Regions from separate parts of the Homo sapiens genome. Here region 2 is linked to region 1. A link is a loop called in an ENCODE intact Hi-C map of the cell type or tissue named here. Cell type or tissue: pancreas. All regions are shown on one strand. Links, peaks and the distances in the headings refer to the core of each region. The heading gives the core; the rest is flanking DNA.

What was found. Hi-C counts contacts between places; a loop is a spot of excess contacts. Peaks named below come from ENCODE experiments on the same cell type or tissue, not always from the same donor. Only the 100,000 strongest peaks of a DNase experiment are listed, where the experiment ranks them.
Region 2: it touches region 1 in a loop (2.6-fold over the local background); 99 of 110 quality-filtered maps call a loop at or near these places.

Annotation. Positions count from the first base shown.
Region 1 is chr10:43,116,033-43,124,355 of GRCh38, reverse strand. It overlaps RET (ret proto-oncogene), which reads right to left. Exons shown (of 20, transcript NM_020975.6): 12 at 7,625-7,772; 13 at 5,876-5,983; 14 at 4,611-4,825; 15 at 4,153-4,275; 16 at 2,340-2,410; 17 at 548-685. Among named protein-coding and RNA genes, the nearest start is that of CSGALNACT2-DT, 18 kb to the left of the region's middle. RefSeq lists enhancers at 2,301-2,350, 3,101-3,220, 3,331-3,390, 3,401-3,660. In pancreas, for the core only: no CTCF peak of the experiment used is centred there; DNase peaks (open chromatin) are centred at 4,625, 4,805 and 5,235.
Region 2 is chr10:42,873,787-42,882,109 of GRCh38, reverse strand. It overlaps LINC02623 (long intergenic non-protein coding RNA 2623), which reads right to left. Exons shown (of 2, transcript NR_134479.1): 2 at 8,050-8,323. Among named protein-coding and RNA genes, the nearest start is that of LINC02623, 6.4 kb to the right of the region's middle. RefSeq lists enhancers at 3,139-3,639, 6,848-7,576. In pancreas, for the core only: no CTCF peak of the experiment used is centred there; DNase peaks (open chromatin) are centred at 3,459 and 6,987.

The DNA.
Region 1 (8,323 bases), core at 189-8,188:
CCTGGCTTCTCGGCCCAGCATGCCCCCTCCACGCCCCAGCAGTGTGCACACTCTGTGGAATGCATGTACCATGCATCTCTGCCTCTGGGCAGCCCTTTCTCATCTGTTCTCAGCCTGGTTTCTAAGACCATCTCCCCTGAGAGTGTAAAGGTTTCAACCTCTCAGGTTGCAGCCCAGGCTGCCCCTGCCTGGCTCTGCACCTCCACTCAGGCACCCCTTAACACGTGCCCCCTGGGCCATCTGGAATTACCTTCTCCTCCCTAAGTGTCCTGCTGGGACAGCTCTCAGCCCTTGAGCTTGCATTGCACCAGTCTCTGCTCTCACTCATTTTTATAAGACCCCCTAGGAAGCCCACCAGCCCTCAGTGGGGTAGGACCCCCAGCATCTACTGCCACACCCAAGGATGGCTCTCTAACCTCTGCCCTGCCCACTCCCCACCCCCCACTTCTCCTGGTTTCTCCTGGGGCTGCTCTGGATGGGGAGGGAATGCACACAGATGTCCCCTCCCTTCCCAAGTGAGGCTGGGCCAAAGCCAGTCCCCGCTCACATCTCCTCGCTGCAGTTGTCTGGCCTCTCCATCCGGTGGCCGGTCTTCAGAAGGTTGAAGAGCCGCTCAGGAGGAATCCCAGGATAGGGGTTTCCCCCTAGGGTCACGATCTCCCACAGCAGGACACCAAAAGACCATCTGCAGAGAGTGAAAGGACCAGTGAGTGGCTCCACCTGGCCCTCACAGAGCCCTCCGGGGGGCCCAGATATCCACCCCCACCACCAAGCACCTGCTGACCCTGTCGGCTTCAAGCACAGATGCTCACAGATGTCAGCCTGGGTCTGGCTGCTCAGATGGATGTAGCATGAAGGTGGGGAAGGGCTGCCTGCCTGCCTGGCCCCTACTCCATGAAGCTGAAGTCCTTGCCCAAGCCACTCCCATCAGAGCAGCCACACGCACAAGGGACACATGAGGCTTAAGATGAATTCATGATTAATGAATTAATGATACATTAATTAATATCATGAATTAATCTTAATAATTCTTAAGATTCTCACACTTAAAGCGGTGAGAATGCAGGCCACCAGACTCAGAGTGCCTTGTATAGTTCTTTTGCCATTTCTATGTGCTTGGAAAATTTCATAAAATCTTAGAAGGAAAAAAAGCTATAGAAAAACATTTTAACTGTGAAGGAAAACTCGCTTTGCAATGGGAACAAAATCATATCACAAAACAGCATCGCATGAGCCCATTTAGGGCAATAAAAAGCATACATGTGCACACCACGGAGCACACCAGAGGGCAGCCAGAGGTCACTGGGCGGTGTGGTCCAATGACATTCAGTCTCTTCTTTATGCTTTTCTCTGCCTTTTCCAACTAGCCTACAGTCAGCTTATATAATCGGAAAGCTGTTGTCCAATTGCTTATTCACAGCCCACAGTATTTAAGATGCACATGTTGGCCAGGCGTGGTGGCTCTCGCCTGTAATCCCAGCACTTTGGGAGGCTGAGGTGGGTGGATCATTTGAGGTCAGGATTCAAGACCAGTGTGACCAACATGGTGAAACCCTGTCCCTACCAAAAAATACAAAAAAATGAGCCAGGCGAAGTAGCACGTGCCTGTAATCCCAGCTACTCAGGAGGCTGAGGCACAGGAATCGCTTGAACCCAGGAGGTGGAGGTTGCAGTGAGCCAGGATTGCGCCACTGCACTCCAACCTGGGTGACAGAGTGAGACCCTATCCCCTCCCCCCACAAAAAAAGAGAGGCACATCACACCTCTGCTGACTGTAGAACACTTTAGAGGCAAGAATCCTGTGTTTTAAAAGTGATCAGCTCTTGTCATTGGACCTGGAAGAATGAGATTTTGGCTTCCACCTTTGAGCAGTTTGGGGCACACCAATCTATAAACTCACACAAGGCCATCTTCAGGTGGAGTCCCCAAGCTCCACTTGTGGGTGGGGGCAAGTCACTGGGTGCTCTGCCTGAGCCCAAAGCCCTACTCAGGACCACAGGAGGGTAACTGCTGGGCTGGGCCTGAGTCACCAAGGGACCCAGAGGGAGGCATGGGACTAGCAAGGGTGGGGGAGGCTGGGTTACTGGCCACCTGCTCGGCTCTCATGCTCTACCGGAGCTTTCAGAACTGCAGCCCGGCCTGGCCCAGCCATTTGCCTCACGAACACATCATGAAGGCCCCTCAGTGAGGGGGTCATTGCAGAGGGCTAGCACTGCAGACAGGTGCTCAGGGCCAGTGCAATTCCCTGGCCAAGCTGCACAGACGGGCGTCGTGGCCCCACTACATGTATAAGGGTGTTTCTGTAACCTCCACCCCAAGAGAGCAACACCCACACTTACACATCACTTTGCGTGGTGTAGATATGATCAAAAAGGGATTCAATTGCCATCCATTTAACTGGAATCCGACCCTAAAGAGAAGATGGAATAAAGACATTGAAGTTACTCTAACTCTCTAGGAAGGAGGGGTAAAGGAGAAGGCCAGGCCCTATCCCTGAGCTTTCAGTAACCAGAGGAGTGCTGTAGACACTCCTGGGCACAGAACTGGCCACACACATCTTTGAAGGGGCTGGAGCTCCAGCCTGAACCTCCTGTGGATTGCTGAGATGCTGGCGGGAGTCAGCTGCCCACCCACAGGCACACAGGGCCAGCTTGTCACATGCCACAGGCCTGCTGGTAGTGCAGAGCAGTGCTTCCCTATGCATGGGCCTGGAACTCCCCCTGCAAGATCTCCCCTGGGGTTCTGAGGGCCAATGTGTTTGGGAAACCAACATCTAGCATTTCCATGTTGGGCACTTTGCCAGCAGCTACCACACTGAAGGAGCCTTGAGGGAAGGGATTTGTCTGTGTGCCTTGGGGGAGGCTGTTTTTTCTCTCTTATTGTATTGCAGGGTGCTTTTAGCATCTCTGAATGAGTGCCCCCAGCCCCCTACATCCCTCATCAGTGCTGGGGTCTGACCTAACAAATCCTTTCCAGGGTGACTTGAGAAACAGCTTCTCCACAGACAAGCCTGAAGGTGCAAGTCCATTTTTAAAATGTGTGCCTTGGGTTGGAACACAATCTTACTGTCACTTCTTTTACTTAAACACATGAGGGATTTATGTCCTTAGTGCAGTGTGGCTGTCTTGGCAGCAGTGTGTGACAGTGTAGCCTGCACGTCTTGTATAAGAATGCCTTCAGCTTCTCTCCCTGGAGGACCAGTGCATCAACAGGAAGGCTCTGTCCACACCCTCCACAGGGCAGGGGCCAGCCCCTACCACTTCCCCCCACAGCAGTTCTGAGATCTGCTGTCACAAGGGAAACCCCAGAAGAAACGGAACAGCTCACAACCCCTGGCAACACAAATGGCTTCTCCAGACCCCTCAGAGCAAAGCTGAATCATAGGAAGTCGCCTTTTGTGGTTTTTTTTTTTCTTCTTCTTCTTTTTTGAGCAGGGTCTGCTCTGAACGTCTGGGCGGCATGGCCTTTGAGCAGCCCCTTGAACTTGCCCTGCCTGGGCTGCCACTGGGAGGCTGCAGGAGAGGGGCTGACATGGGCAGAAAAACTAAGAGGGCCAAGGCAGTTGTCCCGGGACTAGGACCATGGTAGGGAACCAGGTGTCCCCAAGGGTGCCCACTGCCTGTTTCATAGACTTGGACAAAGCTGGGCTGCGTTTCTGGATCCTGTCCAGGGGGTTCCTATGCCTCTAAACTCACCCAGCCCAGTGTCCAAGGCCCCTGTGCGGGAGAAGCCTCACTTGTAAAGCAGTTCATTCCTTTTTGCAAAGAATGACGATCCTGCTAATTTCATCCCACCCTTCTTTGAGAAAAGAGCTAAGGTCATATCAGAACGGTGACCTTTATTCTGCAGAAGAGGACTGTTAGTTCCGCAGCATGAGGTGGCCTCTGAAAAGTGCGGCAAGGGCCTCGGGTCAGTATGCTGCCAGGGAGGGGTGCCCTGGAGGCCCTGGAGGAGAAGGACATGGCAGAGGCTGAGCGGAGTTCTAATTGGGTCCTTGGGGACCCAGGGTCAGAAAGATTTGGGGTGAGGGCTATAAAAAGCTTAGAGCTCCACTAATCTTCGGTATCTTTCCTAGGCTTCCCAAGGGCACTGCCTGCCCCATGGTGCACCTGGGATCCCTGGGAGCCCCGCCTCATCCCCGGGACTGGGCACCTGGCTCCTCTTCACGTAGGAATCCTCTTCATAAACATCTCGGGACAAGCCGAAATCCGAAATCTTCATCTTCCGCCCCTCAGCTACCAGGATGTTTCTGGCTGCCAAGTCCCGATGAACGAGCTGTGAGGAAAAATAGCACGAGTCGTCAGGCCATGGCCAGGCAGCAGCGGTCACTGGCTCAGCCTGGTGTGACCAGCAGAGGGGTGGTGTGTGGCCCGGGTAGCGGCCTGGTGAGACCTGGGCCGGGGGTGTGGCATGGCAGGGGCGTGGTGGAGTCAGGGTGTGACATGGCAGGGGCGTGGTGAGCCATAGCATGGCATGCCATGGCAGGGGCATGGTGGGCTAGAGTGTGGCATGGTGGGGGAGTGGCAGGCCAGGGTGTGGGTGGCAGGGGCGTGGTGGGTCAGGGTGTGGCCTGGCCGGGGCTGGCTGGGTGCAGAGCCATATGCACGCACCTTCATCTCGGCCAGATACTGCATCCCCTGTGAGATCTGCCAGGCAAATGAGATGAGGTCGCCCATGGTGAGGGCCCGCTCATCCGGGTGGTCCAGGGAGCTGGAGTTGCGGCTGCCTCCACTGCCCAGGTAGCCAGGCCCCACTTTGCGGCTCTCGCGGAGGAAGCCCCGCAGGGAGCCGTATTTGGCGTACTCCACGATGAGGAGGAGCGGGCCTGGGGGCGGAGAGAGGGGGCCCTGGGCGTGCGGGTCAGGCAGCTTGGGTCTTCCAGGAGCCAGGGGTGGGAGGCCGCAGGGTCCCCAGGCCCGGCCACCCAATGAGTAAGGGGGTGGACACAGCCCTGCCTCAGGCAGCACTGCTGCAGCTCTGTGGAGAGCGCAGACCTTGAAGCCTCAGCTTTCTCTTGAACCACTTGCTCTCTGCCTCCTGCTGCTCGTGTGGGTGCCTCCTTCTCGAGGTGCCTGAGGCAGGCGACACTGCCCTGGGAGGCACCCCTCCCTGATGCTAGGACGCCAAGCCTTTTTGCCTCCTGGGTCCTGCCCCAGTGCAGGCTGGGGATGCTGATGGAGGCAGAGGCCTGCGCAGATGCAAGGGTTCCTGCCTGGCGCTGGGCTCTGCACACAGCCTGCTCCCTGTTCCCACCTGTCCTGTCCCAGGCCCAGCCTCCAACTCTACTGGTGCCGACCACAGTGCCTGCTGCGCACTCCCGGTGTTTGGGTTCCCTATCCCTCTCGCACACACCCACACACGCATGCTGGGAAGCCCCTGAGCAGCATGGTGGTTTGGAAAACCAACAAACCAGGCTGGTCTCCTGGGTCTTTATCTGAGAAATGGTGACAATGTTCCTGCCATGCAGGGCGGGGCTGGGGTCACCTGAGGTCACAGCACACCTGGTGCCCTGTGGTACCCAGGGTACCCTAGTACCCAGGATGCACTGTCCATTCCTAGAGCTCCCTGCCCCACGGGCCCAGCCCCGAACTGGGTGAGGACACATGGCAGTGTCACACCAGAGACCTCTGAGTAGCCCTGTGGGCCCAGGGAGTGCCGCTAGCGCGGGGCCCCTCTGATGGAAAGTGACCACTCAGCCCGTGGACTCAGCTAGACACAAGCTCCAGGCTGGGGCCTGAGCCAGGCTTCCAGAAAGAGGGAGAACAGGAAACAGGGCAGGAGCAGTAGGGAAAGGGAGAAAGAGGGAGAACAGGGCTGTATGGAGCCCCCAGCCTGGGTGCAGTGGCTGCCCACCTCACCCTGCAGCTGGCCTTACCATCCTGGCTGCAGGCCCCATACAATTTGATGACATGTGGGTGGTTGACCTGCTTCAGGACGTTGAACTCTGACAGCAGGTCTCGCAGCTCACTCGGGGAGGCGTTCTCTGAAATGCAGCACAGAGCAGGTTGCAAACGATCGCTCCTGGAAGCCCCTTCCATGACCATACCAGGTCAGGATGGACCTGCATCGCCTTGCCCAAGTTCAGACAGAGAGGCCTGCAAAGACGATGCTGCTTGAGGCTTCTCCCAGCCTTTGGGATCAGTGGACAGGGGCCTCATCCACCCTGAGGAAGAAGCACCCTGAGGAGCCAGCAACCACACATGCCGGATCTTTCCCCAGAGTGTCCCAGGGCTGGGCCACCTGTGTATGTGGCATTATGTTCCTGTAGTCATTGTCTTTAGAAGACAGTCGTCCACAGAAATTCCCCGCATTAATCATTCTGGAAAGGTGAGGGGTACCCACACACCCACTTGTCGGGAGAGGCCCTGGAGAAGGTGGAGAGCCATAAAGGAGGTCCACACACCGCGACCAGGCTCCCCATTTCCCGCTCCTGTCTGAGATGGCCAGCCTGGAGCCCAGGCATCTCCTGTGCTGCTGATGTATCCGTCACACACACGTCAGCAGCTCACACTCCGTTAGTTACCAAGAAGACCCACATTAGCACCTGAGATAAAGCAGTGTTACCAGTGCACTGCACACCTGACATTCTGGCTTATTCTTAATGAATAGCATGATTCCCCAGAGAGTCTAACTGTAGAGGCATGATGGAAACAGGACGAGGCACCACAGGGATCACCTGCCCAGCACATGCGTCCCGATGGTGGCCAGAGCTGTGCTGGAATGCCCAGCAGGTGCCTGGGCCTGAAGGTATTCCAAGAGTCAGAACACATGGCTAAGCCATCCCTCCCAGGTCAGCTGTCCCACTGCCCAGCTGTGCCGTGCCACCTCCTCTGTCCTGAAAGGTTGTCTGGAAGGGAGAGGACAGTTGGGAGTTGGGGCCCCAGGACCCCTTGGACCAGGTGTGGGCAGCCTGGGGCTGTGCATGGCTGCAATGGAAATCCAAGGGTCTCCCTGTGCCCCTGGAGAGTCCGGGGTTTTACTGGCTTGGAGGTGAACCCAGTCTGGGGCTGGGTAGGCATCTGGAAGCACCCTGTGCTGTGCAGCCCCCGACTACTGCAGATAATTGTTATGTACACCAACCACTCTCCCTCACCGCCATTCAGCCTGGCTGTTCACAGGGCTGGGGCCTGGCCACAGAAGAGGGGGCTACTCAGTGCAGTCGCATGCCTGTGTGGGTAGGTGCATGTGCCCATCGAGAGCCAAACTTGTGGCATGACTGGGCATGCAGGCCAGACAGGCCCATGGGGGTCTCTTGAGATTGAGGGCCAGTCCTTACTGGTGGTCTCTTCACCAAGACCCCAGGAGACACTGGGCTGAGAGGAATGAATGGGGCAGACTGGAGTGAAGACAGCTGTCAGCTCAAAATCAAAGGGCTTTTTAAATGTTTAAAGCTTAGATCTTCAGTGGCACTGGCACAGCAACACCTCTAGAGCCTTCCAGGGAGAGCAAAGTCCTCGCTCTGCTTCTCTAGGCCCAAGTGGCCCATGGTAGGGGTCCCCCAACTGCAGCCGCTCTAGAACAGCATTGGGGGCTCTTCAGGGTCCCATGCTGGGCAGGAGGGGCCTCACCCGCCCCCCGCCCCGGAGACTCCCCCAGGGGCACTGTGCCTGTGCCTGGCAGGTACCTTTCAGCATCTTCACGGCCACCGTGGTGTACCCTGCTCTGCCTTTCAGATGGAAGGCCGTTGCCTTGACCACTTTTCCAAATTCGCCTTCTCCTAGAGTTTTTCCAAGAACCAAGTTCTTCCGAGGGAATTCCCACTTTGGATCCTCCTATGTTGGAAATGAGGGAAGGGGGAGAAGAGGGGGGAAAAGTGTGAGGATGACAGGGGAGGAAGAAGGCAAGACCCTTAAAGGAGGCCCCATGGACAAGTTCCAATGTGCAGAGAACCGGCTGTCATCTGAGCCAGCGGCAACGCTGCCTGTCTCTGCCCTGGGCAGGACCCCACAGCCAGGCCCCTGAAAGCTGCTACATGACAGGTGTGGTCACAGCATGGCTTGGACTCAGTACTTCGACCCTCTCTGGTTCCTGGTCTACTGTCTCCCCTGACCCCTGCCCCAGGACTAAATGAGCACCAGGCCCAGCCCAGGACCTCTGACTACAGTGGAAGTGTCCAGGACAACTTCTCTACATAGCCACCCCTGCAAAGAAAGGCGCCACCATGTTCCGCCTCAGAGTGTGGAAGCACTGCTCCTCAAGGGCTGCCACTGGCCCTCACGCACCCGCTCACCCTGCCTGCTGGCACTACCACCCTGCCCTCCCACCAAAGTTCTATCCACACATTGGGCCCACTTGGGACTGCTCCGGATGCCTTCCCAGACCC
Region 2 (8,323 bases), core at 272-8,271, 240 kb after region 1:
TCAATACCACTTTCTTTTCTCTAGCCTACTTCATTGAAGAATATAGCATGTGATACATCTGTGTAGTGTGGGTAAACAACAAAAAATAAAATAAAAAAGAATACAGAATATAATACATATAACCTACAAAACATGTGTTCATTGACTGTATGTGTTATTAGTAAGGTTTCAGTGAACAGTAGACTATTAATAGTTACGTTTTGAGGAGGTCAAAAGTTATATGCAAATTTTCAACTGTGAGGGGGTTCAGTGCCCCTAGCCCCCACATTGTTTAAGGGTCAGCTGTATTTCCATGTATTTGTAGATAAGAAAAATACAAAGCATCATTTATGTGGGTGTTAGTGGTGTACACTAATGGTATATTGGGCTGAAATTCCAATTCGATCCTTCTCGTTATTTAGCTATGCCCACTTCACACCTCCTGTCCATGCTCCCCACTGACCTGGTGACTTGGTCTCCTGCCTTCTGTCGGGCCTTGAGAACTCTGAGGTCAGACTCACTCTTGTATCTCTGTAACTGTTTTTCCCTCTGTGATTCTAATTTTTCTGGTGTGTGTGCTTGCCACTCTGTGAACACTTCCATCTAAAGTCTTGTGTCTGTATTTAGTTCTTGGAAATTCTCTGCCAACCCTTCTTCAAATATATTCTCCTACCCGGTATTCTTCCTTTCTTCCCAGGACTCCTTGGAGACGGGCAGGGGCCGTCTTGTTCCACCTTCCTCACCTCTCAACCTGCCTCCCACCTCCTTATACCCTCCTGATGCTTTCTGGGGAGTCCCTTGGTAAAATCTTCTAGCCCCTTTCAACAATTATATTTATTTAGAATTATATTACAGTTTCATACATTATATTAATGAATTCTATTCTATCTATAAATTATGTTTTTTACACCCAACATCCCCAACTGGTTTGTCATGACAGCCGCTTCTTTTGAGCTCATGTTCATTGCATGCTCCCTTACGACGAAGTCCTCTGAGGACTTTGGTCACTTGTTCTAAGTCCTGCTCTGTCTGTCTTCTATGGCACAGGTGTGTTCTTTAGGAGCTGGGCGCAACTGGGAGCTGCTCCTGCAGGCATGTTTGGGTTTTGTGTTGGGTCTGAACTGCCTGCTCTGATACCTGCTGTAGCCAGGGGCAGAGCGGCCACTGCCAGCTCAGAGGTTGCGTGCCCCTTGGGCTGGCTCAGCCCAGGGAGCAGGAGGGGGCCAGCACCACGTGGAGGCTTCCAGCTGTCCTCCACCTGTGCCATGGCCTCCCCAGCAACCTGAACCTGACCCTGTCTGTGCTCCAGGCATCCCTGTGGGTCTATATTTGCTCTGAGTCTCTCTCTTCCAGCATTTCCTGGGCTGGTTTAGGGGGAGGCTGCCAGCAGCCCTTGATGGCTCACCATTTCCTCCACCAACAGAATACGCAAAATGCAAAGGCCTCTCTTCTCTCTACCTCACCACCCTGCCTGGAGCGCCCCTCACCACCCCTCATTCTTCTGCTGACCCCCAGCGGGGTCTCCAACCTGAGTCAACCCAACCACCTGCTCCTGGGCGCCTTCACTGCCCTGGGCTTCTGCGGGCAGTGGGCGGCCCTGACCAAGGGGCCCTCACCCTTGCCTCGTCCAGCCCCCACCTCTCACTGCGCCAGCCCCCACCTGTACTCCCTACCACACACGCGTGTACCCAGACTCGCACACTCACCCTCGCACACCCACACGCACATGCATGCCTGGACACTCCCACTCGCACACCCAGGGAGGCGGTGGGGCCAGGGTCTCACTCCTCCGTACACTCCGGGACCCTCTCCTCCAGCTCCTTTAATCCATTTCCTTCCCTGCCCGTCTCTAGCACTCATGACTCTGCTTCTATCTCTTCTCTCTTCAGAAAAGGTCGGGGGATAAAAGCCTCCTCAGTCCCGCACTCCTCTCCACTCGGCTCTGGCCTCCCTGTCCCCCGCTGTGGCTGCTCCTCCCGCGGGGCCCAGCACCTGCATTCCCCGCCCTTGCAGGAGCCCGTGGTGGGCCCTGAGGGGAGCGGTTGTGAGGAATTCAGCTTTGTCACGCCTACTAATCTCAGTGCCGTTTCTCACGTGACACCCCACACAGCCCACCGCGTGCCCTGAGGAAGCCTTGGAGAACCACCGGCCATGCCCACCGTCTTGCTGGCTCACGCTTGTCTCCTCATGGAACGCTGACTGGCAAATCTGAAGGACCCTGGCCCCCCTTGTCCCTTCCTGGCCCTGATGGTGCCCTGCCCTGTGCCCCCCTCCCTTCTTGGCGTCTGAGCCCTGACCCACTTCTTGGGCCCTCCTCCAGCAGTCCTGGACCTGGCCCTTTTAGCCCTGAGCACTGAGGGGCACTCTTTGCTTTCGATGACCCCTCACTGGGGGCCCTCCAATCGGGGAGTCTCCAGCCTGGGCCCCCTGCACTTCAGCCCTGCCCTGTTCTGGACACCTCCTGTCCGCCAGCCCGGCACAGAGATGGTCAGCTTCCCATGAGGAGCAGTTGCCCACCTACAGCCACCTACCCAGATGCAGAGCCGGGACCTGGGCCAAGCCTTGCCTCACCCCAACACCATCCAGCGCCGAGTCCCTGATCCTGCCCCCTCCACACCTTTCAGGGTGTGTACTCCCCGGAAGCCCGGCTCCGACTCTGTGCCTGCATCAAAGAAGCCCCTGATGGACCCCATCTCCCCTGCCCATCGTCCTTCCAGGCATAGCCCAGGCCTGGAGCCCCCAACCTTTCCTTGGTCCACACCCCATAGGTCCAAGTCTAAGCTCCAGGTGGCTTGTCGCCATCTGAGCATCTCCCCTTAGTCCCACACCCTGCCTCCCACCAGGGGAGTAGCCGTCCCATTTGGGCTGGGATGGGCACTTTCCCAGGTAGGTTCCGGGCAGAGGGACGAGCTGGTCACCTGCAGCCTGCTCTATGCCCAGGCTGGTCTGTGGCCCCTTCAGCCTCTTCCCCTCCAGGCTGCCCATCCTACCCCAGGGCTCACTCGGGGAGCCTGCTGGGCCCTCCCAGGTGGGCCGGGGGCTCGTGTGCTCCCCTGGCTTTATCCCTTCTCTGCACAACTGTGGGCTCTGGCCCCTGCAGAGAAGGGACCATGGGCTTTATCTCTGCATCCTCATCTCATAAGTGCCTGCAGCCCCAGTGGTCTCCACTCAGAGCCCATCTGATTATCATGAAAGGGGGGCTGGCTATGGCTACACTCAACCCCCAGTCTCTCTGGGGGAGTGAGAAGGACAGAAGAGAAGCCCAATACCTTCAGGACCTGCCCTGAGTCCCCAGGCATTGTGTGGGGCTGCGTAACCAATGCAGAAAGCAGATGGGTCACCTGCCTCTCCAAAGAGCAGTAAGCACTCATTCACCCAAGCCCCAGGAGGGTGCGCCATGATGCAGCGGCCTCCCCTCTCTCCGGGACGGGAAAAGGGTGTGCATCGAAGGGCCCTGTCCTCTCCCTCCCACCCCTGGCTGGGCTGAGGATGGGGCTGCATCGGGGGCTCCTGTTCCACTGCAGTGAGTGAGCAGGGCCCCAGCAGGCCCGCAGTCAGCCCTCCAGCCATCGGCCACCGACTTTATCCATAGGAGGATGCCTCTGGCCATCCCAAGGACACTGCTCCTCTGTCCCTGCCATTGGACCACCCACCAACACCCCAGAAGCCCAAGGAGCATGTCCAGGCACTGTCACTCCTGAGCAGTGACAGAGACACAGCCCCAGGGAAGGAAGGCAGAACCTGCCCCAGGAATCTGCTCAGGATCCCGGGGTCAAGCATGGGCTGGGGGCAGGGCAGCCCCACTTGACATCCACTCAGGTGGCCACAGGGGATGCTCAGACTCCCACTGGGCAAGGCTATGAATTGCTCACCAAGCTCTCAGTGCGGTTGATACTCCTGACATAGCTCCAGGCAGGCCTCAGGTGACACTGCTGGGGGACCAGAAGATGGTGAGGGAAGCTAATATCATGTGAAGAGACAGGAAGGCACTCCGGGGTGGGTGGGCAGGAGGGCCATGCTCCGGGCCCTAGGCCCTGAGAAAAGCTTGGGCCCTCCTCACCCTGCCCTGCATGATCTCTGCCTCTGTGTCTCCCGTAAGAAGGCAATAAGACTGAAGATGAGTCTATCAGCCCAGCCATGGCTGCTCTGTGCACTGAGGCTTCCTGGCAGAGGCTGGCACCTCTCCAACCCCCTTCTGTTATGTGGTCTTGCTGAGCTCTCCTCACTGGGTCCCTTCCACAGGGAGAGGGTGGCAGCCACATGGCTCTGGACCCACCCAGGTGCCCATGCTGGGGGGCACCCTATGCAGGGGAGCACCCTATGCAGTTGAGAGCCGTATGCAGCCAAGCATCCTATGCAGCTGAGCACCCCATGCAGGCGAGCACTGTATGCAGGGGAGCACCCTATGCAGAGGAGCACCCTATGCAGCTGAGTGCCCTAGACAGGGGAGCACCATCCAGCCCCCAGGCATGGCCCTGCAGTTGGCCTCTGAGCATCTCTATTCATCCCCCAAGAACGCAAGCACCGCCCCTGGACTGAGCTGGGCAGGGCAGGGGATCCATCAGTGATCCTTGGACACAGGGCTGGTGCAGGGGGGTGCTCAGCCACAGTTTCTAGGATGAGCAAAAGGAGGAGATTAGTGCTTGGAAAGTCTTCTATTTAATTCCAACAGAGACCTCTTATCTGTCTGTCTTGTTTGTTTTTCACAACTGGCTGGGCTGTGTCCACCACCTTCATGTGTGTGTTGGGGTCTTCCAGAGGAACAGAACCTGTAGGAGACACCCAGGTCCATGGCACAGATTTGTCATGGGAACTGTCTCACAGAACTGTGGAGGCCAAGAAGTCCCAGGACCCGCTGTCTGCATGCTGGAGCCTGGGGAGCCATTGTTTGGCTTCAGTCTGAGTCCGAGGGCCTGAGAACCAGGGGAGCCCATGGTGTGAACCCCAGTCCAGGGACAGGAGAGGACCCATGCCCCAGCTCAAAGGGCAGGTGTCCTCCTTCCTTGGCCTTTCTGTTCTCTCCAGGCCGTGAGCAGAGTGGATGCTCCCCAACCGCATGGGAAGGGTCTGCATTACTCAGGCAGCTGATTCCGACACTAATCTCATCCAGAAATGTCCTCACAGACACCCGGAATCATATCTGACCTGGGCACCCCAGGGCCCCATCAGGTTGACACATAAATTAACCAGCATAACATCTTAGTTATGCCCACCTCATGCCCCATGCCTGCTGTCATGCTGGGACCTATGGGCTGTCCTGCTGAGTCAGGCACCTGAGCAGCAGGCACACGAATGACCAAAAGGACCCTCACACATCAATCTAAATGCCAGATGCAGCACCACATGTTTCAGGCTCACACAGCCCTGAAGGTTGAGGACAGCTGGCCACACAGGTCACTAGTGGGGAGCTGGGACCTGAACCCAGGCCCAGCTGGCATCCCAGCTAAAGCTCCCCACCACTGTGCAGTGACCCAAGGGATGCGCCAGCCCCAGGCGCCTTATGGCTTCCCACTGTCTCATGACAGGAGCGAGGACGCCACCGTGCCAGGCGCTGCATGGCACTGCGGTGACAGAGACCACCCCCACCCCCCATACCCCACCCCCCAAGGACTCTAACCAGCTTTCCAGCATCCTGTAGCTGGCGGGTTATATTTATTTCTGCCCTTATTTATCTGAATGAATTGGTAGCAGCTCGCAACATAACACAAATACAAGAAAACTGAAACCATCATGGCTAGACAACAGTTGTGTGTGTTTATGTAACCATATCACACAGATAACAATTTGTAGGCACATGAGCGTGTATTACACACACACGCACATACACATACACACACGAGGTCTGCCCAAATTTCCAAAAAGAATGGTGCTGGTGCAGCATCTGAACAGCTGGACAGGGGCCATCTGCATGCGATGGGAAGGCCAGGAAAGAAAACAGCAGCATGAGCCTTCAATGATTTCTTAAGGACGTGTCTCTAAATGATTTAATCCCTTCCTGAGACACTGCCCATGAATTGATGACCTCTGCTTTTCCTTTCTCTCGTCTGATGAGCAGTGACTCTTTGTGACAGGCCAGTAAATTTCTCTCATTGCTTCTGCTAAGAAATTTTTTTTGAGATGATGAGGGGAAAGTGCTTTCTTGCAAGCACTCTGCACCCCACCCCCTTCCTCTCCACAGTGGAAGGAAGGACGAGCCAGTGGCAGAGCTCCGGGGATGAGCCAAGTCCTGTTAAATTAAAACAAATGCCGGCGACTTCCCAATGGTGACTCATACACAAGGAGGCCGGAGACAGGGGACACACAGCTGGCTGCCTTCCGAACTGTGCCCAAGCCCGCCATGAAGTGGCCATGAGCGGAGCACCCCCCAGCCTCCTGCCACACCCAGAGAACCCCAAATTTCAACACTCATCTCTGAAGGGGAGAGGGGATGCTAGAAGGACCCATAAGGAACCTCAGTCCACCTCCCAGAGTCAGTGTTACAACCATCCAACAAATGCATGCCTACCGTGCATTTCTGCAGGCCAGGCACACAGCAAGCTTGTGCCTGCCAGACACCTCTACCGGGAAGTCCTCCAGGATGCACCACCAGGAAGTGCTGTGCAGAGCCCTAGAGACTGACTACAGCAGCCAGCCAGGGAAGGCTGGAGGAAGAGGGGACGGGTGCAGGATCAGGAACATCATGACAGACGAGGAAGGCACCCCGAAGGAGGGTGCAGTGGGCAGGGGGCTGAGCCCACACTGATCTGGGTACCCTGTGGGGTGGTCTGGAGACCCCAGAAGCACAGGGAGGGGACTGGGTGAGCACAGCCTCCAGTCGGGTTAGCAGCCCAGCCTCCTGTCTCTGCCTGGGTGCTGGGAAGCTGTGTCACGAAGACCCTTCCCATTGCCATCAGGGTTCAACCCACACATCCCGCCGCCTGCTCTGCCTGCCTGCGGAGAGAAGCGGGAGCCGAGGTCTCAGGTGTGGGCAGGATCTGGGACAGCCTGGATGCCTTCGGTGAGGATTCAGGGGTGGCCATCCCCTGGGGCTGAGCTGGGAACTCCCTACTGTGGCCCCTCCAGCCTGGGAGACTGGTGCAGTGCCCCCAGCCCTTCTCCAGGTGTCCGGCCACCCCCAGCTACCAAGCCTGCTGCGGAGGGGCCCTGAGTGGGAATGAAGCAAAATGCCAGTGTCCAGGCACAGACCCCCCAGTGCCCAAGACCTGTCCCGGGGAACACGTGCAGCCAGAGCAGCTCCTGAGCCTCTGGACTCGGGTGGGGGTGTGGCACTCTCCCAGGGAGGCCAGCCGGGGACTCAAGGGACATTCCCCTCCTTAGTGGAACCAGGGCCGTGACTGACTAGAAAACAGTCTGAACTTATGAGTGGATGAAAAAGAAACAAAAGTAAGATGGAAACAGGCCAGAAAGATGCTTGTATCAAATATGACAGACCAATTGCTAACATTATTATATATTAAAAATTCCCTTGCATTTTAACGAATTCAAATTCTGGATAGATAGATGCGTGATGGGTATGAATAGATCTTTCATGGGTGAAATACTAAAAGCAACGAAACCAAGACCAAAACCCAAAGTAGGGCGAACTGCTCAACCACCACAGCAGTCAAGGAAACTCAGACAGAAGGAGACGGTGCAGTTTTATACCAAACTAGTGTTACCATGGCAAAGCCAACAGCAATGAGTCTGGGTGCAGGAGCCAGGCCGGAGCAGTGTCCTGGGAGCCCATGGCCCACAGTTCACTGTATTCACAATCTGACTGGAGTGGTCATTCTACACTCAGGGGTTCGCCCATGGAAATGATTGGGAAAGAGAAGAGCTGTGTGCACTGCTAGGCTCACCATGGCACTGTCTTCATCAGTAAAAATCAGAACAGTCTATGGGAGCCCCAGCAAGAGATATAGAGGAAACCTCGAGACAGGACAAACTGTCAAGCCTCTTTCTGGCACAAGGTTAGGGGCAGAGCCCTTGAACAGAGAGACGCGTCTGATGTTGCCTGAGTGATGGGTCAAGATGGCCATAGAGCGTGACAGCAGTGGCGAGTAAGGAAGTCTTCCCCCATACACAGAAGGCTTCGCCACATCCTGTTTATTCCAGTGTCCAAGACATGGGCAGTGGCCGTGATAACACCGCAGGTGTGTGCTCCCCAGAATGTGCTCCTGGTTGCCCCCTGAGGTGCAGGGTCCTCCTCCTCCTTCCCAGCCCACACCTCGTAGCCCACATCCTTGGTAGTGGGCCCTGTCACAGCCCATCATCATCCACTCACTCTATGCCCCATCTCCTTCAGGAAAGGGTGTCCAGCCGTCAGCACCAGCGGACAAAATGTACAGAAACCAAGCGGGCTCAT